4 separate regions of the Homo sapiens genome follow, and all the other regions are linked to region 4. A link is a contact called in ENCODE Hi-C or POLR2A ChIA-PET data. All regions are on one chromosome and are shown on one strand. The core of a region is the stretch at or near the end of the contact, and the rest is flanking DNA. Distances in the headings are between cores, read along the strand shown.

Region 1 (3,088 bases), core at 266-2,765, 280 kb before region 4:
GGATTTAATTTAGAGCTAATAAGACAGTTATTATATGTTAAATACCATATGGTTATTAAAAACATATTTATTGAGGTTTAACGAGTATGTCAAGACAATACTCCACAAACAGCAGGAACTGTTAACAGGACGCAGTTATGGATTCTTACATCAGGCGATGTATCTTGTGCATGGATACACTTTATATTAGACCATTAAGAAATCATAAGAATCTCAAAGGGCCTCCACCTAGGAGGGCTAAAGGGACAGTGAATTTGTGTACTGCTCACTTACCCTTGGAGATCTAGGATCACTTCCTGTTTGAGATGGGCATGGAAAATGAGCTTTAGGGGCTTCGTGCATCCTCATTTGTGCTCTGTGCAAAGCCAAGTGTACCATTTGGCATGACTGATGAAAGCCATTTAGGGAAGCTCACTGGGATGGGGGGAAAAGAGTTTAGCAGGAGTCACTTGGAATAAGTCAGAGGGAGGAGACTCATGGGGACTTGGGCCAGGTTTCTCATACTTACTAATACTCATTTTGCTTGAAAACTTAAAAATGTGTATATGTGTGTGTGTCCATATATACATTCATGCAGTCACATAAGCATAATACCATACAGATGGCACTTAGGATAGGAGATAATCACCCGAAAGTTGTGTTTGAGGATATTCCTCTTCTATGCCATGTATCAAATGTGACGTTCTCGAAACTTGCTGCTTTGGAGAAAATGGGCTGGAAGGAAGGCGCCTTCTCATCTTACCACCCAGCCTCCCCCAGTTGAAGGGGCAGGGATCCAGCAAAGCCTGTGTTTATGGCCCCGTGGGCTGACACTATGGCAATGCCCCGACCCGGTGGCGCCCGTTCAGCGGGATGACTTCACAGGAGGGTCAGGCCAGGGGACTTCAGATGGGCCATGAGTAAGAAGACCAGCAAAAACTAATATTCTTAACAGTTAGCAAACACGTTGAAGAAAATTATTCATAAATATTTGAAGAGCAATGAGGTCCGAGTTTTGTGCAAGCCAGCTGTTGGTCTCCAGGGTTTCTCCAGTGTGTCAGCCCCCTTTTGAAGAGAGTCAAGGTTCTGCTCAGATGCCAAGCCCCAACTTCTCTCAACTGCCTTTCACACAGAAAGCGCCTGGATGCTTCAGTGTGGTTATGCAGATATGCAGCAACCAATGAGGTGGTAACCTAGAAAAGATACATACGCAAAATCTTCAGCTGTCTTTAGATCCATGTTTGAAATTCCTTCCTCTCCTCTCTGAGATGTGCATCTGTCTTTGTGTGAGAGAGAGGTGGGGAAGAGGATATATAATCATCATGTCAGCACAATGAACAGACTCAACTGCATGAGGATAATTATGTTTTACAGTTTTGTTAAACACAAGAAAGTATTTTCTCAGGCCATTTAATTGAAACAACATCATGGGTTATACCTTCATTGTAATAAAACTCCACTGTGTGTCCAAGCGCCAGGGGATTTATTAACTTGCTCCAAGCTCTGAGAATCAGCAGGCAGGGTCAGACGCGGCTAGTGATGATGACATCATCGGCTTTGGCAGCTCTTTTCAACTGGTGTTGAGTGAGGTAATGTCCCCAAAATTAAAACTGACAGCAAGATTAATGATGATAGATTCACTGACTTTTTTCATGATTTAAATTGGTGTTCTGTTTCTTCCATTCTGGAAGGCCAAGAGAGCTTCATGCCATTAGCTTGGCGTATCAGCAAAGCCAGATAACAGGAGCCCTTTTCCCCTGACCTCTGCCCGGGGACAGACTGGGACTTCTGGGTTAGAGGTGATTTAGAGATGGGGCCAATGGAAGACACACCCTTGTGTCTTTTGCGGAGGTTAGGACAATAAGATATTCTGCCTTCATCAGACCAGCGCATACATGTGGATTCATTATTTGGTACAAGAAAGGTTATGTGCTCAGTGGGGGGTTGCTGTGTGCAAGGAATACCTCATCAAGTCTTGCTTTACTGAGTCAGAATTTGCAATCCCTTGAACTGGAGCTGGGCTGAGCTTGCCCTTTTACTTTCCACCATGAAAAGGTTTGCTGAGAATATTAGAAGCATAAAGAAAATTCTGAGGCAGAAGATTGTAAGATATTTAAGCTGCATGAAAAAGATTCATTTTATCAATTGTCTTAGAGACTCTGGTGTCTGACAAACACTATCATCTTGATTAGCTAATTATTATACCCCCACTCCACCATAAACTTCTTCAGGGAGGGGAGTAACTGTTTTCATCTTTGTTATTCCAACAATCATCACAGCAGTGTACAGCAGGCACTCAAAAACATTTGTGGAATGTATGTTCCTTAAAGCAGATGTTTTAAGGACTTCTCATAAGAAATGTAGTCTCCTAACTGGGTTTATGGAGTTACTTTCACATAACGAAAACGCTTTTCTTCGAAAACATGACTGAATTTGTCATATTCACTAGTCCATGTGGATATGTCTCACTGGTCTGAAATAATGTGGTTTACTGGTGGGGAAAAAAAGAATTTAAACATACGAAGAAAAAACCGCAATGACATATGAGTATATAATAAATAACCACACTGCAGAATAGCAGAGCTGGGGAAAGTCCTTGGCATTTTTTATTGAGTGTGATATTGTCTTCAAAACTGAAATCTGTCCATAGATTCAATGATTCTCTTACACTCATTGATAGAGTTGAATTAGAGTTGATCCTGTTGGGAGTGGGTAGCAGCTGGGAAGGAAACATCTTTCTTGGGAGAAGGGGCTCAGGGTTCACTTGGCAGCGGGTAAGGATGCAAGAATTTCCTGGAAGTCTTTTTGGTAAGTCCTATTTATAAGTAGAAAATTTGCTAGGCTACAGAGTCAGGAGACATTGGAGCTAGTCCTTGTCCCACACCTAACTAGCTGAGACATTTATACTAAGTCCCTCTCCTTCCCTGGGCCTCTGTTTCCCCACTGGTAAGGTGAGCTACTGGAGGACATAGCACAAAGGCCCTCTGCAGGCCAGTCATTCTCTGATGCTAAGAGTTTAATTGCTCTTGGGAGGGGCACACCAAGACAGATCAAGTAGACAACTCCTTATTCCAGCTATTCAAACAAAGTCAGATCCCTACCCCACTCT
Region 2 (2,777 bases), core at 181-2,680, 320 kb before region 4:
GGCCTTTGCACACAATTTCAGTAGAGGGGTTTGGATTTAGATCCCATATATCTTTAGGCCCCCAGGTTAGGACTTTTAAGTATAGAGAGGTGCATTGAATGCTATAATAAATAAATAAGTTGAGTAAGTAAATAAAATAATACTAGTTATTGAGTGTCTACAATGTGCCCAGAACTTCACTTGCAGTTTCTCTGAAGTTCTCAATACCCTTGCAAGTTAGATATTACTGTTTCCATTTTGCAAATGAAGAAACTGGGGCTTAAAAAAATTAGACTATTTATCTCAAAGCCGTTCAGCTGGTAAAGAAAAGAACTGGGATTTGGTCTAAATGATTGATCTTTTCCCATTTTACTCTGCCCTCTGGTCTTTGGACTCTAAACGGGCTCCAGTTCAGTACTATCAACTATTCCAGTTCATTTTATATTTAGTGGCTTTACAGTGAGGTCTCTGAACATTTAGAGAGTTAATTCAAACTAAAAGCCTTGATTTGATGCCAGGACAGTGACTAGAATTAACTGCAGATGATTCCATACTAGCCGTAGTCATCATCTCTGACAATACCACTCAGACGCAGAATTGTATGTGGTCTCTGGAGCATTCTAGACCATGATTCCCATACACTGAACCCTCCACGTAATTTACACAGAAATATCCCTGCATCCCTTAGTTTTTTATAGACTCGTCTCAATAGAATTGGAAGGCTTTGATGCAGTGCTTAATTTTCAATGCCTATTGTCTTTTTTAAAAAGAGCACGCACAAGTGTAGCCCGACACACCTTTGAAGCTGTCATCATGTCCGCATTCTGAAATGTAATGACCATAGGATTTGCCTTCCAATTCTAACTATTTCTACTTAAGGAAGGAAATTTACACAGTGGGAAAATATGTTGCCCTTTGCTTTGTTTCCTTTCCTTCTGGGGGAGAGTTATTCATGTGTGTCTTGAATACAATAAGAAATAGCACATGCTACTATCAGGATGTTTTCAGAAACATTATTTTGAGCTTTTATTCTCATAGCTAAACTCCACTGTAATTCTCACGTGACAAGAGTAAACTATTAATAGGATTCCAACTTTTTTTTTCTAGTAGACCCTGGAGAAGTCTCCTTTGCCATGTGAGTGGAGGGCAGATCAGATCTTGACATGACACATCGATTTAGTTTCCAAAACAGTAACTTTACTAAGTAAATCATTTCAGCGCTTGATTGTTATTTATACATGCAAATCTGGTTTTCATTTGTTAGACTCGGACAAGGGGAAAGCTAATAATCTCATCAAAAGCTGAATATGTTCCATCTTGGAAATGTCACAAGGTTCACAATCACATAACCTGCACTCTGCCGTGGGTGGATAAACGAACACCTCCCTAATCCATCCTACAGACAAACAGCACTGAGATAGGAGAACTCTGGGGTGTTTGCAAGGATGAGTCTCAACTCAGGCCAATGACTCCTTGGCCTTTTTCCTAGCATTATGTAATTCGTTTCCAGTGGTTGTATACTGAGAGGAGGAAAGTGGAGAAAGATGAGAAAAAAAATGGATAGTTAAAAATTCTGGGCAAGTAAATATTAATAGCTTCAACATAAATTACAGGAACTGGATTTGTAAATTGGGTTACTCTCATAGTAAGGAATCTGATTATATCTGAAGAGGTTCCAATTTTATAAGCAGGATGTATGGGTTCTGGGAAGATACATTTATCTCCAATATTTCCCACACTGACATGAAAGTCCACCAGTAATTCCTTGTTTTAAGCATGGTCCTATCTTTTATAATTCTCTTTTAGTGTGCAAATAACATAGCAAGTTCCATGTTCCTTTGGTGGCAAGATGGGCTCTGTGTTCTCTTAATTTCCTCTGACCCTCCCTCTCTCACTTCTGGTGGGAAGGAGGTCTTCTCACATAACAGTGCATCAGTTAGGCTATGTGAGAACAAGAGAGAAGTTCATGAGTTTGTTGGTGCCCCATTGTTACTCTGACACCCTGAAGATTCAGAGAAAAAGAGCCTGGTTATTTCCACGAAGAAAGGTGTATACTTGAAATGAGACTGTTTCTAGAACAAGGAAAACTATAGTATATAGCTGGGAACCTGGGAAAATGTGAAAAGGAAGGAGGGAAAGAAATCAAGAGAACATCCAGAGTCTCTTGAAAGACACCCCAAGACAAAGTGAGAAGGATACCTTTGTCCTTCCTGGATTTCAAACATTCATCATTGGCCTCAAGATAATATTGTATCTTTCTTATTGATGGGCCCATCCCACATGCCTGGCAGTTGTTACAGAGGGTGTTGGCAGCACTACTTATTTCATTACGTGGCTTTTCTTCCCAGCCTCACAGACTGAAGCTCAGAAAAACACTAACAAAAGGAGGCAGGGGTCATCAGGTGGGGTACGAAGGGAGCACCCATTCCTTGTCAAAATCAAACGTAGTCCAGGCCTCATTTAGAAGTTTAAGCAGATTCTCCTTTGCAGAAAAAGAAGGTTTTTTGTTTTTTTTTTTCTCCTCCCATACAAGTCCTTGGTGGGTTTATTCCAGGTTCTGTGAGCAACTGTCCACTTTTAGAAAATCAATCAGATCCCATCCTGTGGAATTCCAACTCGTAGGTGTTCACAGAACTTCACGATTTCTGAGGAGGTGGTTACATGGCCCCAGCACAAAGAGCTTTTGAGTTTTACAGGCAGCTGAAGAAGGCAGTGTAGTTTTTGTGAAAAGACCAAAGATGAGGGATGCTTGGGCACCCTCTTAGGCAATGGGAATTGGAGCATCAGAGCAGGGTCCT
Region 3 (2,980 bases), core at 54-2,553, 380 kb before region 4:
GAAAATGGAAAGTGAAAGCTTATAGGTAAAAGGGTTTTTTAAAGGGTGATAAAAACGTTTTGAAATAGATGTAATGATGCTTGCACCACTCTATGAATATGCTTGAAACCACTGAATAGTCCACTTTAAGTGGGTGAATTGTGTGTATGTGAATTTTTTTCTTAATAATGAGGTTATAAAAGAGGATGGCTGGAAAAGCTTTGCAGCAGAAGGAACAACTTGAAGTGGAAGAGAATATGGTGTGCAGGAGAAATGGAAAGAAAGTCAATGTGTCTGCAGCACAGAGTAGAGGAGAGAAGTAGTGTTACATGAGGTGGAAACCAGACCCTGCAGGCTTTAGTGACCCAATCAAGGAAGCTGCTCTTAATCGTGAGGGCTATGAGAAGCCACTGAAGGTTTTTAAGCATGAATTTGCCAGATCATATTTGAGGTTTTCAAATTTAATATCATAAATGCCCTATAAAATAAAGCTAATATTTATATCATGAGGTGATTAACGGAGCAGGCAGAATAGTGAAAATCGTATTTTTTATCATTTTCCCTAGAGGAGTGCAGACACTGGAGTTTTGAGATTGTGCTTGAACCGTTAATCGTTAGAAGCAGCATACTTGGTTCACATGCTTTTCATCCACCCTCTGGTGTCCTACATGACTTCATATTGCTCAATGAGGGGACAGGCTAGATGTGGCCACCCTCAGGTGCTGGCCCCATGTTCTCATGTTGCACAGTTTTTGGGATTCTGGGCTTCACCGAGCTCTTTATCCTTGTCCAGATGGCAGAGCAGAGGAAATATCTGGTAAAATGTTAATTCCACCTCATTTAATGCAGCTTACATAGGTGTGGTGTAGTCGAGGCCTCTACAGGAAAAGCTGATTTCAAGTTCTGGCACAAGGATTAGCTGATTCACAAAAGATGTGAGTCTCCGTTTCTTCCCTGCACATCTGTCCTGTCTGCTTTTAATTTGGAAGCACCAGTTTTAATTTAGCGGCAGGACTGTAAACTCCATTTCTGTGAATACAGAATGACATACTTTGTGGAACGGGGGCCTCTGGCCAAGATCTGACTCCTAAGTAATTGATGGCTAGTGACTGGCTGAGAAATGCTCAAATGCAAACACTTCCCATGGCAAAAACCCTGTCGTATCAGCTGGATTACAAACGAGCCTTGCTGGGCTGCTGCCCATTGAAATATAGGCCATGTCTTTAACCACAGTCTCCAAAACCTGGAGGGAGCCTCCAGTTCATTCTAAACATCGATGATCTTTCCAGTCCACAGGTTTCCTTTGTCCTCAGACTTTGTCTGGAGCCTGTGGCCCAATGCACAGATTTCTTCATATTTGGAAGCCAACCATATCGGGAAGGAGGCTTCAGCATTAAGGGTTGTTTTGTTCTGGTGAAAAGGACACTCTTTTCATCACATTTAAAAACCAATTTTTTAAAATCTCACTCATATCCAATATTTTGTGTGTGTGAGAGAGAAAACACAGGCCTAAAGTTACATCACCCTTGTGGTTTGAGAAATCTTTTTCACAATATGTAGACTGTTTTTGGGGCTGGGATTTTTGGAGAAGGGGGAAAAATAGTGGGGCAAGAAGGACAGAGATATGAGACAGAAAATTAAGTCTTTCTGTAAACAAGAAAGAATGGATAAGCAAAGGGAATAAAATGGACAAAACTTCCATGAGTCTGACATCTTCTAGATACAGAGATAGCCGATACAAAATCCCATGATGCCTTTAAAAAATTAATTTAAGTCCACCAGTCTTACATCACCATTGAATCCCTATCACCTGTCATGGTGCCTAGCATATAGTAAGTTTTGATACATATTTTTAAATACATGAATGAGGAAATAAGTAATTATTGCATGCTTACCGTATGCCCAGCACTGCTGTACTCAAAGGGCATGGGAAACATAACTAATGCCACAGGGAAACTTATGGGGAGTCCAGTGTAGAATAATGGTAGGAGGCACAGAGCCCGGAGTTAGCTAGTCCTGGATCTGGGTTTGAGCCCTGCCTCTAACACTTACCAGCTGTGTGGCCTGGGGGAAAATTATTTAAGCTAATTGTTAGTTTCCTTTAATTGGAATGTGGACAATAATAGGACCTATTTCATGTGGTTGTTGGGAGGATTACTTGTGGTAAAGGTGTAAGGTGCTTGTGCTAGAACATGGGAAATACTCAGTAATGGTAACTATTATATAATTTGGAAATGGTACATGGCCGCCTTATGCAATAGTTCTTGCTGTGAGTCTCTCCAAAATGTCCTTGAACTCCCACCTTCGTTTTACATACAATTGCTTGCCAATTCCTTTCTCAAGACATAGTGAGGCCAACATTATTCACTCCCGTTGGTCTTGCTTAAGTGTGCAGAGTCCTTTTGTCTTGGAACTAATGTGGATTTTGTAAAAAATCATTTCTCCATGGAGGACAGTGGCACTCAGCTCCAGTACTAACAAGAGAACATCCCAGATGGTTTGCAAAGTATTTTAGTTTTTGCCAAACATGTTTCCTGCTAATTTGAAATTCCCTCTGTGTTTTTAAGTGAAATGTAATCCACGTGTTCCTGGTCAAGTAACTACTGGGGAAGGAAGTGGGAAAGAATCAGGGAGAATCCCAACATCAGCTCTTAAAGAGATGGCAGCATCTGAGGTGTGTGTGCTGCATGTGTTCTAAGGGATCTCTGTACAAGGAAGAGAGGGCATGAGCCCTCCTGATTCTCCTCTCCAACCCACGGGTCAACCACTCACCCAACCACTCCATGCTTATTGGGCCCTCACTAACTCCACACTGTAGTGGGCACTGCTTGTATAGAAGGGGTCAATGTGATCCCTGTCCTGAACAAAGTAGATTAGAAGTCAGCAAACTTTCTCTGTAAAGGCTCAGATAGTAAGTATTTTTGGCTGTGTGGGATTGGTGGTCTCTGCTGCAATTAGTCAACTCTGCCGTTGTAACACAAAAGCACCCATAGACAATATG
Region 4 (2,920 bases), core at 175-2,674:
AACAGCAGACCCCATCAGATGTCCCCAGCACCAGGCTGCCAGCCAACAAGAGGGCAGCTCCGCACAGCTGCATTGCAAAGCAGCAGACCAGGGCGAGCTACTAACATGTGGATGCCGCCACTCCACAACTTGCTTAAAAGCCACACTGTGTTTCCTGGACAATGGCCGCAGGCCAAAACACACACATTCCAGTTTTTACGACTATAAGGTAAGCATTCTTTTAATGGCTCTTTCCCTGTTCCTTCACTCTCATTTGTGTTGTTTTCCTGGTTCCCTCTCCTGGATTTTTTCCTTTCTTAGCTCAGCTCTGCTCTCTGCCTCCCTTGTTTCCAGAGCCTCCTGCCTCAAAGCTTCCTTGTCTCTATCTCCTGCCTGGCTTTTCTGCAGCTTCCTTACTGTAGTAGTCTTCTCCTCCTTTCTGGGTTTTGGTCAGCTTTTCCCTAATTACTAGACTTCCCTTCCTCCTGTCTTCCTGTTTGCTTAAGGAAGCCTCCCTCCCCTCCCTTCACTTGTGTCTTCTTCCCACTTCTGCCAGCCTGCCGGCCTCTCTGCTTCCCAGTGGCCTCTCCCCATTGCCCTTTTCTTCCTTTCTGGACACCTGGTCATCCTTGCCCCACTCTCCCTTCCCCACACCCTTCATCTTTCACCTCTGTTCTTTGTCCCTTGTCTCCTCTCTCTGCTCCTCCCTCCCCTCCCTCATGGGTCCCCTCCTGGTTTCCATCCCCCCATCACCCCTCCCCTTATCTTTGTTTTCCTTCTTTCTGGCTGCTGATAGAGTGGGAGTAGTTGCAGGCTGTGTCCCTGATTTCACATGCAGACCAGGAGCCAGCCTGTCAGTCTAACAATAAAATTGCACGGAAACGGAGGTCTCAGTGCCTACATGCAGTTTGCCCCTAAATGGAGCTGAGCTAGAAGGTTTCAGAGCAAAGCCACCAAGAGTCCCAGGCATCTGGTTCTACAGGCAGGATAGAGAAAGGACTTACTGTTTCTTTTTCCCACTGATCTGGTGTAAGTCAAGGCCAAAGACCAGGGCTGAGACGTGTCATTTGTAGGTTGCAGCCTTGGGGTGGGACCTCCATGACCATCCCTGCCTCCTGACAATAATACACAAAACACACACGTGCGCACACACACACACATGCTCATTTTCTTATTCACTTTCCTTCAGAGCAAAGGCCCTGTAACTTTTCAGATGAAGTATACAAAACTCCCACACTGCAAAATAAAAGCTATAAAGAGAACAAGAGCCACTACCACAGAAGGAGATGTTGCTGCTGGGGAAAGGGCTGCCTCCATCCCCTCTACTCCCGCCCATCAATTCTTTTCAACTTTAGTTGTTCCCTGTTTCCTTGACTGAGCCCCCATTCAAGCTGAGCTGGTGCCTTTCCTTAGAGGACAGCGCCATCTAGCAGGTGAAATGCCAGACCCTTAGCTGAGAGGCGAGAAGAAAAACTTTCCCAGCTGCAGGCTCCCTGGTTCCCAGCTTCTCTTTTTAAGTCTCAGCCAGTCAAACCCCAACAGGTCTGAAAAAATGTGATTTAACCCTTTAGCCTTGTTGAAGATTTAAGTGTCTTCCAATCACCCCTATTTCTCCAGTGCCTGATTTTGTTTCCATCTGTGGCCTTAGTTCCTAGAAAAAGCTAGAACGTTCTAGGTGAGCCAACAGTCTGCGTCTGATGCTTGGGACTTAAGGTGACTTTTTTTTTTTTTTTTTTTTTTTTTTGAGACGGAGTCTCGCTTTGTCGCCCAGGCTGGAGTGCAGTGGCACCATCTCGGCTCACCACAAGCTCCGCCTCCCAGGTTCACGCCATTCTCCTGCCTCAGCCTCCCAAGTAGCTGGGACTACAGGCACCCGCCACACACATGGCTAAGTTTTTTGTATTTTTTTAGTACAGATGGGGTTTCACCGTGTTAGCCAGGATGGTCTCGATCTCCTGACCTTGTGATCCGCCCGCCTCAGCCTCCCAAAGTGCTGGGATTACAGGCGTGAGCCACCGCGCCCAGCCTTCAGGTGATTTTTTCCAAAGCAAAACAAAATAGAATTTCCCAAAGCAGTCTAGAGGATGGCTTAGGCTCCATCTGGAGTTAAGTGGCAATCTTTCTTTCTCTTTCCTTTTTCTATCACGGTTTCGTCTTTCCTTCTGTAAAGACCCTATCTCCAAATATGCCCGCATTCTGAGATAGTGGGGGTTTATGACTTCAACATCAACTTCTGGAAGAACACAATTCAGCCCATAACAGATGGCAGATGGTTTTCTTTTCTCTTGCAAACTCTGATCAGTTGGTGGTGGCTGCTCAGACCCCTTGCCAAAGAGAGTGAGAAGGATTCTAAGATCAAATCCATATGGGGCAGAAAAGAGTGCTGTGAATGACTGTCAATGTCTGCTACAGGCATGGGAGTATGGAGGGGCAGCGGGATGGTCCCATGCTTGCCCTTGCTGGAGTAGGGCATGTGCACAACATAGACCCTGCCTCTCAGGAGCAGGGAACATCTATCAGCACTATATATCTCAACATACCAAAAACATCCCAAGGCCACACTTCTGAAAGAAGGCCCAGGGCCATTGTGTAGTCCTCTCAAGCCCTTCATTTTACAGATGAGGAAAACTGAGGTCCAGAGAGCTTGTGTCTTGCCTATGATCCCTCAGCTCCTTTGTGGCAATACCAAGACTAGACCCTAACTTCATATCTCCTGACCTATTTGCTTTTTCCCAAGATCTCCAGTTGCTCCTGGTAACATCAAATGAAGACAGAAATTCTTGTATTGCCCATGCGAGATTCCCCAAGTCCCTCATCCTACAGACCCAAGAAGGAAGCATGTGAAGAGAGCGAAGCTAAACGTTGAAGGTCCTGGTTGGAGTTGGTGGTCAACTCCACTGTTGCTTGGATCACTAGGCATTAAAGGGTTCTGAGGCTGCAT

Evidence for each region. Hi-C counts contacts between places; a loop is a spot of excess contacts on that map. ChIA-PET counts read pairs that join two places held with the same protein, here RNA polymerase II (POLR2A). Pooled maps may share reads with other maps.
Region 1: a map of left cardiac atrium shows a loop between it and region 4 (2.2-fold over the local background). The contact joins two enhancer-like sites. A Hi-C loop is called at or near these places in 2 of 168 maps with a recorded cell type or tissue (left cardiac atrium and sigmoid colon) and 1 of 50 pooled maps. POLR2A ChIA-PET finds 5 or more read pairs at or near these places in 3 of 52 experiments (HEK293T, PC-3 and WTC11).
Region 2: a map of Ramos shows a loop between it and region 4 (2.2-fold over the local background). The contact joins two enhancer-like sites. A Hi-C loop is called at or near these places in 3 of 168 maps with a recorded cell type or tissue (Ramos, Right ventricle myocardium inferior and heart left ventricle) and 6 of 50 pooled maps.
Region 3: a map of heart right ventricle shows a loop between it and region 4 (2.2-fold over the local background). The contact joins two enhancer-like sites. A Hi-C loop is called at or near these places in 1 of 168 maps with a recorded cell type or tissue (heart right ventricle), 5 of 37 single-sample maps with no recorded cell type and 3 of 50 pooled maps.

What each region holds. Positions count from the first base shown.
Region 1 is chr5:158,450,243-158,453,330 of GRCh38, reverse strand. No RefSeq gene overlaps it. Among named protein-coding and RNA genes, the nearest start is that of LINC02227, 42 kb to the right of the region's middle. Within about 2 kb of position 1,515, at least 4 of the 41 ENCODE cell types and tissues checked have a DNase peak (open chromatin) inside an H3K27ac peak, as active enhancers do.
Region 2 is chr5:158,497,809-158,500,585 of GRCh38, reverse strand. No RefSeq gene overlaps it. Among named protein-coding and RNA genes, the nearest start is that of LINC02227, 89 kb to the right of the region's middle. Within about 2 kb of position 1,430, at least 2 of the 41 ENCODE cell types and tissues checked have a DNase peak (open chromatin) inside an H3K27ac peak, as active enhancers do.
Region 3 is chr5:158,551,830-158,554,809 of GRCh38, reverse strand. No RefSeq gene overlaps it. Among named protein-coding and RNA genes, the nearest start is that of LINC02227, 140 kb to the right of the region's middle. Within about 2 kb of position 1,303, at least 7 of the 41 ENCODE cell types and tissues checked have a DNase peak (open chromatin) inside an H3K27ac peak, as active enhancers do; they include heart right ventricle, where a contact is called at or near this core.
Region 4 is chr5:158,173,600-158,176,519 of GRCh38, reverse strand. No RefSeq gene overlaps it. Among named protein-coding and RNA genes, the nearest start is that of LINC02227, 230 kb to the left of the region's middle. Within about 2 kb of position 1,424, at least 6 of the 41 ENCODE cell types and tissues checked have a DNase peak (open chromatin) inside an H3K27ac peak, as active enhancers do; they include heart right ventricle, where a contact is called at or near this core.